Linked DNA regions of Homo sapiens: region 2 is linked to region 1. Evidence: read pairs that join two places in POLR2A ChIA-PET (ENCODE). Cell type or tissue: OCI-LY7. All regions are shown on one strand.

The links. Peaks named below come from ENCODE experiments on the same cell type or tissue, not always from the same donor. Only the 100,000 strongest peaks of a DNase experiment are listed, where the experiment ranks them.
Region 2: POLR2A ChIA-PET joins it to region 1 with 6 read pairs; 1 of 35 experiments calls an interaction of 5 or more read pairs at or near these places.

The regions. Positions count from the first base shown.
Region 1 is chr11:58,848,475-58,853,474 of GRCh38, reverse strand. It overlaps a transcript of GLYATL2 not described here. Among named protein-coding and RNA genes, the nearest start is that of GLYATL2, 6.3 kb to the right of the region's middle. In OCI-LY7, a CTCF peak has its summit at 2,875 (motif pointing left); DNase peaks (open chromatin) are centred at 2,574 and 2,844.
Region 2 is chr11:59,095,297-59,100,296 of GRCh38, reverse strand. LOC105369315 (a long non-coding RNA gene) reads left to right here. Exons shown (of 3, transcript XR_007062680.1): 1 at 1-2,665; 2 at 2,851-2,978; 3 at 3,387-4,043. Among named protein-coding and RNA genes, the nearest start is that of FAM111B, 9.4 kb to the left of the region's middle. RefSeq lists enhancers at 2,368-2,537, 4,660-5,000 and a silencer at 3,151-3,260. In OCI-LY7, CTCF peaks have their summits at 2,800 and 3,000 (motif pointing left); DNase peaks (open chromatin) are centred at 2,246, 2,966 and 4,886; H3K4me3 peaks cover 4,521 bases; H3K27ac peaks cover 4,747 bases.

The DNA of each region.
Region 1 (5,000 bases):
CCCCAGTGATACTAAAATCCACTCATGCTCAAGTTCTGCAATTGGCTCTGTGGAACCTGCAGATAGGAAAAGTCAGCCTTCTGTGTACACAGGTTTTGAATCCTGCAAATACTTTATTTTTGATCTGTATTTGGTTGCAGATGTGGAACCTACCAATATGGAGGATTGACTGTTTTTATTGAAAAAGATCCAACCATAAGTGGACCCATGCAGTTCACACCTATGTTGTTCAAGGGTCAATTGTGTTTGTCAGGATATTTAATAATTATAAATATTCGTATTGCCCCAAATCCTTCAAACAATCTTGGGGTCAGTATAATTGTCTATACTTTATAGATAAAGGAAACGTTACTTAGATGAATTCATCTAAAGTCACACAGGTGATTAAATGGCAGTGGTAAAACTATGTTTGAATAAATGACTAAATGATTCTTGATTACACGTGCAAATCAAAGAAACACCAAATAAATGAATACCAAATATATTGCTATGATATAGAGATACTTTACTCATTAGCATTGTTGGTTACAAGCACTTCACTGGCTGACTTAGGCAAAAAAGAATTCATTATTGAGGAAAGACCTTAGCACTCAGCTTGGGAACAGAGAGCAACTCTTAAGGACCATATTGTGTTCCCTCAAAATTCACATGTTGAAGGCTTAACCCCCAATGTGACTGTATTTGGAGACAGAGCCTTTAGGGAAGTAGTTAACGATTAAAGAGACTTCTAGATCAACAAGGAAACTGGCAGATAATATGGTCTCAAATAGCTGATGGCAATTAGAAGAAGAATATTTGTCTGTACATCTCACTTGAGAGCTCTTGGCAAAGGTTCTGTGGCCTTAATCCTGGATCGGCTATTTTCATTTCATGTAATTTTGAGCAAGCTATTTACCCTATCTCTATCTCAATTTCCTGCTCCATAAAATGTGGATAATAGTAATGATTACCTCATAGAGTTGTTGTGAGGACCAAATGAAACAATATACTAAGAAGTTTGAATGTACCTGGCATATTGTTAATTTCTCAATAAATGTAGGTCATTGTTATTCAAAACGTATAGTCAGGCAATTTGGAAACATCACTGAATTTCTGTTAGTTACATTCTCAGTGTCCTTTAATTGAATGTCCATAGCAGCTTTAAAAGACTTTCCTGGTAATAGCAAATTCTTCTTCCTGAAGCATGAGGAAAAACTGGAGATGGGGTTGGGTATCTAATAGCCCCTACTGCAGAATTTTTATTGAGACTCATACGATCTCATGGAAAGAGGGTTAAGGGAACTGAGTTTAGAAGGAGTGAGCCTATGAAAGTTCTGCCAGAAGTAAACACATTCATAAATATAGTCATTTGGTTTCACAGTCATGAAAATATCTTAATGAAGACTTTAAGCAAATTATCATCTACCAATTTACATATTATTTCCATTCAAAGAATTAAAATTATTGATGCTTCTAGTGGATCAATCCAGAAACTCAGATGCCAGCCTTCTCACTCTTTCTCAATCAATGACCAAATTCTGCAAACTCTACCTTTGAATTATCTCAAATCTATGGATCTCTTCTCGTCTCAGTAGGCTATCATGCTAGCTCAGGTGGCAATCATCCCTTGTGTGTATCCCACTAACAGACATCTTCCTCCCAACCATGTTTTTCCAGTCCTAACTTTCCAGTGGCTTGCCATCTCCCCTGTGATGATTTAGAAACTCTTTAACATTACTTATGAATCTTTTCCCACATGTCACCCACCTATTTCTGTAGTTCTACAGAAGTGAGGAAGATACACCCAGGAACCATATAATAGTAATCATGTCTCTCAGATGTCTGGAGTTTCTGGCAGTGTCCAAATATTATGTAATACAATTCTTTGGAAGAAGGCCAACTCAATTGTCTATCTTTTTTGTTTTTTTAATTCTTTTTAATATTTAATTTTTGTGGGTACAGAGTATGTGCATATACTGATGCAAAAATCCTCAACAAAATACTAGCAAACCAAATTCAACAATAACATTAGAAAGATTATTCATCATGACCAACTGGGATGTATCCCTAGGATGCAAGGATAGTTCAAAATATGCAAATCAACCAGTGCGATACACCATATCAACAGAATGAAAGATAAAATCCATATAATCATCTCAATGGATGCTAAAAAGGGTAGTGGCCAGCCCCACAGGGTCTGTGCGTTTTTCTCCACATGTGCAGAGATGAGAGATCATAGAAATAAAGACACAAGACAAAGAGATAAAAGAAAAGACAACTGGGCCCGGGGGACCACTACCACCAAGATGCGGAGACCAGTAGTGGCCCCGAATGCCTGGCTGCACTGTTATTTATTGGATACAAGGCAAAAGGGGCAGGGTAAAGAGTGTGAGTCATCTCCAATGATTGATAAGGTCACGTGAGTCACGTGTCCACCAGACAGGGGGCCCTTCCCTGTTTGGCAGCCAAGGCAGAGAGAGTACAGCTTATGCCATTATTTATTCTATGCTCTTTTCAGAAAGATCAAAGACTTTAATACTTTCACTAATTTTGCTACTGCTATCTAGAGGGCAGAGCCAGGTGCCCAGAGTAGAACATGAAAGTGAAACAGGAGCATGACCGCTGAAGCACAGCATCACAGGGAGATGGTTAGGCCTCCAGATAACTGTGGGTGGGCCTGACTGATGTCAGGCCCTCCACAAGAGTGGTGGAGCAGAGTCTTCTCTAAACTCCCCTGGGGAAAGGGAGACTCCCTTTCCTGGTCTGCTAAGTAGCAGGTGCTTTTCCTTGGCACTGATGCTACCGCTAGACCATGTCCACTTGGTAATGGGCATCTTCCCAGATGCTGGCATTACTGCTAGACCAAGGAGCCATCTAGTGGCCCTGTCTGGGCATGACAGAGGGCTCACACTCTCGTCTTCTGGTCACTTCTCACCATGCCCCTTCAGCTCCTATCTCTGTATGGCCTGGTTTTTCCTGGGTTATGATTGTAGAGTGAAGATTATTATAATATTGGAATAAAGAGTAATTGCTACAAATTAATGATTAATGATATTCATATATAATCATATCTATGATCTATATCTAGTATAACTCTTGTTATTTTATATATTTATCACACTGGAACAGCTCGTGCCCTCGGTCTCTTGCCTCAGGTGGCTTACCGCCCACAAAAAAGCATTTGATAAGATTCAACATCCCTTCATAATAAAACCTCTGAACAAACTGGGAATAGAAGAAACATGCCTCAACAGGTTAAAAGCTATATATGACAGACCTACAGCTAGTATCACACTGAATGGGGAAAAGCTGAAAGCCTTTTTTCCAATAGCTGGAACACAACAAAGATGCCCACTTTTACCAGGGTTTGCTAGTATTTTGATGAGGATTTTTGCATCAATATTCATCAGAAATATTGGACTGTAGTTTTCTGTGTTTTGATGTGTCTTCGGTTTTGGTATCAGGATAATATTTGCCTCATAGAATGAGTTTGGAAGTATTCCCTTCTCTATTTTTTTCACTTTTCCTGTTTTTCTATTGGAATTGTTTATCTTTTTTTAATTATACTTTAAGTTCTGGGATACATGTGCTGAACGTGCAGCTTTGTTCCATAGGTATAAGCGAGCTATGGTAGTTTGCTGCACCCATCAACCTGTCATCTACATTAGGTATTTCTCCTAATACTATCCCTCTCCCAGGCCCCCACCTACCAGCAGGCTCCAGTGTATGATGTTCCCCTCCCTTTGTCCATGTGTTCTCATTGTTCAACTCCCACTTATAAGTGAGAACATGCGGTGTTTGGTTTTCTGTTCTTGTGTTAGTTTGCTGCCTTCTCCTGCATTTTTCAGAACAGTTTGAGTAGGATTGATATTCTTCTTTAAATGTTTGGTAGAATTCAGCAGTGAAGCTGTCAGATCCTGGGCTTTTCTTTACTGAGAGACTTTAGTATAGCTTCAGTCTTGTGTCTTGCTATTGGTCTGTTCAGGTTTTGGATTTTGACCTCGTTCAATCTTGGTGGATCATATGTGTCTAGAAATTTGTCATTTTTTTTAGGTTTTCCAATTTATTGATATATAGGCCAGGTGTGGTGGCTCATGCCTGTAATCCTAGCACTTTGGGAGGCCAAGGTAGGTGGATTGCTTGAGCTCAGGTGTTTCTATTTAGGATAAAAGTAGTTTATACACCACAGTTAACAGCGTTATAATATTCTGTCTGTTCGTGTGTACTTATTATTACCTGTGAGTTTTAAAACTTCTGGTGATTATTTATTGCTCACTAATGTTCCTTTCTTTCTCAATGTTCTGTTCTTTCTTTAGCATTTCTTGTAGGAAAGGTCTGATATTGATGAAATCCCTCAGCTCTTGTCTGGGAAAGTATTCTTCCTTCATTTTTGAAGAATATTTTTGTGAGATAATATTCTAGGGTAAAAGGTATTTTTCCTTCAGCACTTTAAGTGTGTCATGCCACTGTCTCCTAGGTTTCCACTGAAAAATCTGCTGTCAGATGTATTGTATCTCCATTGTATGTTATTTATTTCTTTTCTCTTGCTGCTTTTATGTTTCTTTCTCCTTGACCTTTGGGAGTTTGATTTTAAATGCCTTGAGATAGTCTTTGGGTTAAATCTGCTTGGTGTTCTACAACTTTCCTGTACTCAGATACTGATATCTTTCTCTGGTATGGGGAAGTTCTCTGTTATTATTTCTTTAAATAAACTTTCTACCCCATCTCCATCTCTACCTTCTCTTTAAGGCCAATAATTCTTAGATTTGCCCTTTCAAGGCTATTTTCTATAACCTGTAGATGTGTTTTGTTGTTTTTTAATTTTTTTATTTTGTATCTTTTGAAAGCGCATTTTTAAATAGCCTGTCTTCAAGCTCACTAATTCTTTTTTCTGCTTTGTTAATTCTGCGAATAAAGGTCCCTGATAGATTCTTCAGTATGACAATTGCATTTTTCAGCTCCAGAATTTCTGATTCTTTTTAACTATTTCAATCTGTCTGTTAAATGTATCTGATAGAATT
Region 2 (5,000 bases), 250 kb before region 1:
ATTGACAAATTTTATGTAGAGAATTAACTCTAAATGGACAATGATAGGCTCTCTGGGAATGTGTAAGAAAAGTTTTAAAGAAGGATTCTTTAAATGGATGCGACACACTGCAAGGGAAATTCTGTGACACCTGGAACTAAAACACATGGAACTAAAACATCGGTCTCAGGGGGTTGAACGGTAGAGGAATAAAAGCATTTTGTATCACTTAGCACACTCGTCTGGATCAGAGGAGGGAGCAAAACAGGGAAATGAATCTATTGGAAGATATCAACTTATTGAGGTAAAGGAGGAAATGGTGAATAGCTGTTACTTTATTTTATATAATAGTAAAAAAATTTGTGTTCAATTATGAGCACTAGAAACAAATACCAGTGATTGAATAAAAAGTTAATAAGGGAATATGATGTATAAGTGAGTTAATAAGAGAACTTGAGGGATAAGTGAATTAATAAGAGTCCACAGTGGAGGCAATTTCCCCTTTTGAAAAACATTATCTTTTGAATATATGCAGGATATACTTTGCAAAAGAAAAAAAGTGTATATTGGGGAAAGAATTTTCACTCATTCTCGAGACACTCAATACTTTTCCCTAGATAATCTATGGCTATAAAAGCATAATAATGCCTTTTTAATATATTTTCCCAGCAACTAAGAAGTTCAGTGTTTATAATTGTAATAAGAAGCGTGCTGATCTGGCCTGAAATATAGTTTTACTTTAGATATATGTCTCATAAATAGTATTTGAGAAGTCAGGGAATATGCTTAGAAAGGGATTACCAAGGCCCTATAACACATGAGTTTGAGGGCACAGGGAGATTAAGATTTAGAACAAAGTTAGGTGAAATCTAGGGCCAAAGGATAGCAGGGTGTGTGTGTGTGAGTGTGTGTGTGTGTGTGTGTGTGTGTTGGGTGGGGCAGGTGGGAACCTTTGGAGAATGCCTGTAGGCTGCTAGTGAGGTGCTATGATCTCTAGACCTTGGTAGGTCCTTGCAAAGAGACATGGTTCTGAAAGGTTGGCACCCTTATAGGTTCTTAAAATATTTTCGTTATCCATAGGGGTGAACCTGGAGATCATTACCAAAGTTTAAAAATTTCACCACTGGGCACACAGGTTACCCTTCTCGTGGTGGCATGGCAAAGCTTGATTTGCAAGAGTTTCTTTTGGATTGTCCCCAATGATTCCCTTTAAAAATAGGAGCTCCTTCAGGGTAAGGAAGGAAGGAGAAAATATCCCTTCTAACCTATTTTCTCTTTTTCATTCCAAGGACTCTGGAAAGGCACAGCAGGTTTGGTTTTGAAATCTGTAGAATTTTAGTGCTCTCCATTCTCCCAAGTAGATGACTTTAGTGAAGGTAAAAGGAAAGACTGTTTGCTGTGTCAAGGGAAGATTCATATGCAAATCCCAAGACTCAGATGTTATTTCAGAAGAGTTGGTGTCCATAGTAAAGTAGAACTGGCCCGGGTTCATCTGCCTACAAGGGCAATTGTCTGAGGCAAATATGAGGAAACTGGCAGAACAGGAGGGGTGGAATCTTCCTGGGAGAAAGAGTAAAGAGAGTTCTAGGTGGAGAGGGGATCAATATGTTGAGCAAACACCTGGCTGTCTTCTTAGTTCCTATATGAAATCATGGAAAAGACTTTAGAACAAAGAATAAATATGTCATAGCAGGAAAACAAAGAGCAGTCTTTTGGCCAGAAATAGAAACTGTTAAAAAGAAAAACAAACCAACAACAAAAAAAAAAACACCTTTAAGTTTGAAAATGACAGAAGTTAAGAAGTGGAAAGTTGCCTGGGATATGCTTTTATTGCAGCCTCTCTAGTAAACCCGTCCCCACTTCATCTTTGTGTCTTTGCTTATCCTAAGCAGCATGGTGGCAGCCATGGCATTCTTCAGGCTGAAGTGGTCATTTTTGGCACTTGGGCTTGAGATGGCAGTGAAGCGGCATCGTTTGTCTGGGGAAATGCCAGAGGTTTGCTGTCTCACAGTATGGAAATTGTAGATGTGGACACCAAAGGAGTGGGTTTAAGAGCAAAAGTTTAATAGGCAAAAGAACAAAGAGAGAGTTTCCTCATGCATTGGAAGGGTGCCTGAGCAGGTTTCCGGGTTTGGGGCGAGTTGTGGTTGGTTTTATAGAGGAGCTTGAGGAGGCAGTGTCTGATTTACATAGGGCTCAGAGGGTTGGTTGGAGCAGGTGTGCTATTTATGTGATGCACGAAGAGCCTGGCCATCCCACATGAATCTTTAGTATGCAAACGGGGCCTCTACCTGGCCTGTGCCGTGTCGCCTGCACAAGTGAAGACAAAGAAAAGGAAATAGGCGGCCAGGCGTGGTAGCTCATGACTGTAATCCTAGCACATTTGGAGGCCAAGGACGGTGGATCACGAGAGGTCAGGAGTTCAAGACCAGCCTGGCGAAGATGGTGAAACCCTGCCTCTACTAAAAAAACACGAAAAAAAAAATTAGCCATGCGTGATGGTGGGCACCTGTAATCTCAGCTACTCAGGAGGCTGAGGGAGAGAATTGCTTGAACCCAGGAGGGGGAGGTTGTAGTGAGCTGAGAATGCACCACTGCACTCCAGACTGAGTGACAGAGCAGGATTCCATCTGAAAAAAAAAAATAGGAAGAGGAAACCTCTATGTTGAGTACGCCTGACTTCCAGGTATCCCTTTTCTATTTGCATAGGTGCCGGCATTTACCTATGCAAGCTTTTAGCATGCTTGCGGCTTGATTTTTTAGGCTGATTTTCGCTAGAAAAGCGATTATATGGGGGCTGCTTTTTATTAAAAGAAAAACCTTACTGAGGACTCTCTTACCTACACTAACTGCTTAATAATTTCTTTTTAGCTCCTGTATCAGCAGTGCTTGTGCCTGATAGGTGATGATCATGAGGGGGACCAGGAGCCTCTAGACTTAAGAGACAAGTTGCCAGCATTCTCCAGATGGAGTGTTTCCCTCCCCAGCACCACCTGCTGGTCAGTTTGACAAGCAGATGAAGGGAAGTTCTCAAATACACAATAAGCAGATAACCCCAACATCACCAGAAATAGCAAGTTGTGATGGCAGTTTGTCAAATTGTCTTTATTTTTTGTCAGCATCATCTGTTGCTTTCTGAGGGAAGTTTTTTGAGTTCTCCCACTGAGACTGTGGATTTGCATTTTTCTTTTGTATGTCTGTCAGCTTTTGCCATGTATAGTTTGTAGTTGTGTTGTGTTGTGAGGCAGATTCATGACCTATGTTGTGGGAGAATTTCTGTATTTAGCAGATGTTCAACTTACGTTCTATTTTGCCAAGTGTTGATGGTATTACTTTGCTTTTCAGTTTCACGTTCATTTAGTATATCTTCTTCCTTTCCGTGAACCCTTGTGTGTTGTTTATTTCAGATATGCTTCCTTATGAACTGACGGTGACTCCCAAATTCATATGTTGAAGACCCAACTCCCAACGGACTTGGAGGTGGGCCTTTGAGAAGTAATTGGGTTTAGATTAAGTCATAAGGGTGGAGCCCCCTTGATGGTATTAAGTCCTTCTAAGAAAAGGAAGAGAGTCTGAGCTCTCCTCTGTCTCCACCATGTGAGGGCACAGAGATGTATGCTTCTTGGATTTTGTTTTTAACTCAGTATGAAAAACATATATTTTAATAAGAAAATTACCCCATTCATTGTTAGTGTGTTTATTGATAATGTTGGACTTACTTGTGCCATATTTAAGAAATCCTCTTTCATCCTTCCCATGCTTTCTTGTTGTTTTTTTAATGCAAGTGCATGATAAGGTTTAGGGATCACTTTTTTAACAGGTCCACGAAGGGCTAGATAAGGGAAGCTGGTTTGCGTTCAGGGAAGCGGCAGAGGAGGGAAGCTGGCAGCTGGGCTGTGCTAAGATGACCTTAGCCCCAGACCCTGGATGAACATCCTCTTCTGGATACAGGACCTGCCCGAGGCATCATTTTGAAATAGTCAAATTTTATTTGCTTTGTGTTCTTTCATCACATATATTAGCTTTTGCCTCTTGAGTGCCAAAATATAGCTGTTTTTATATTACCCCAAGTTCCTGAGTTTATTTTTTAGGTAAGAATTTTCCACCCTTTGAAATCCCAAATGACATGTTTACTCTCTTTCTCAGACCATGCTTTCATTTCAGTCAATGTAACAAATCAGCCAGGTCTCAGGAGTTTAGAAATCTGATTGGATTGATTTATACTAAGCGGTAACAGATCTACCACAGCCTTCTAAGATGAATTGGAGTTTCTTAAAAACTCCATGACCTACACTATTCTTTAGGTGCTGGAATTGCACACTTTCAAATCACATCAAGTATAAACATTCAATTTTGTGGGGGGTTATTTTCTATGGAGAGATGAGGTGTTGATTAATACTGGTAGGCTTTACTCCAAAAGACAATTCTATTAAGATTTCTTTTGTTTTTTAAAATCTAGACTATCAGAAGGAGTAAAAATGCCAATTTTTTTTTTCTTTTTGCTGTGGCTACAATGTTCACAGTAATCCAAGCTCCAATGACAGGGGGGGAGAGCGGAGCCAAATGAGGCCCCGTTTTTTTCATGAAGTGTATTTTTCTTTTTTTTTTTGAGATCAGGGGTTCAGAAATTGTAATATAAGTGTTCAATTATAAAGTTATTATGATAGTGCATGGCACGTGTCCTTTCCATCATCTGGATTTTTCCACTTTTACTGTATGGCTCACTCTTACTCACTCTCCAGTCTTCACCTTAGTGGTCACTTCCCCCTGAAATGCCCTTGACCCCTTAAGATAGCAGTGCTGCAAACATCGTAAGCTGAATTTATAGCCAGACTCACAGGCAACACCTTATCTTGTGCCATGCTTCACTAATGATGAGGAAGTGAGAAAGAGTAGGGGAAAGGAGGCACAACAAATGTCATTTCCATAACAGAGGCCTCAAGGCCAGCCCACTTGATTCTCTGGAGATCCTTTTCTGCATAACAATGATGAAAGGTAGCCTAAGAAAGCCATTTGTCTGA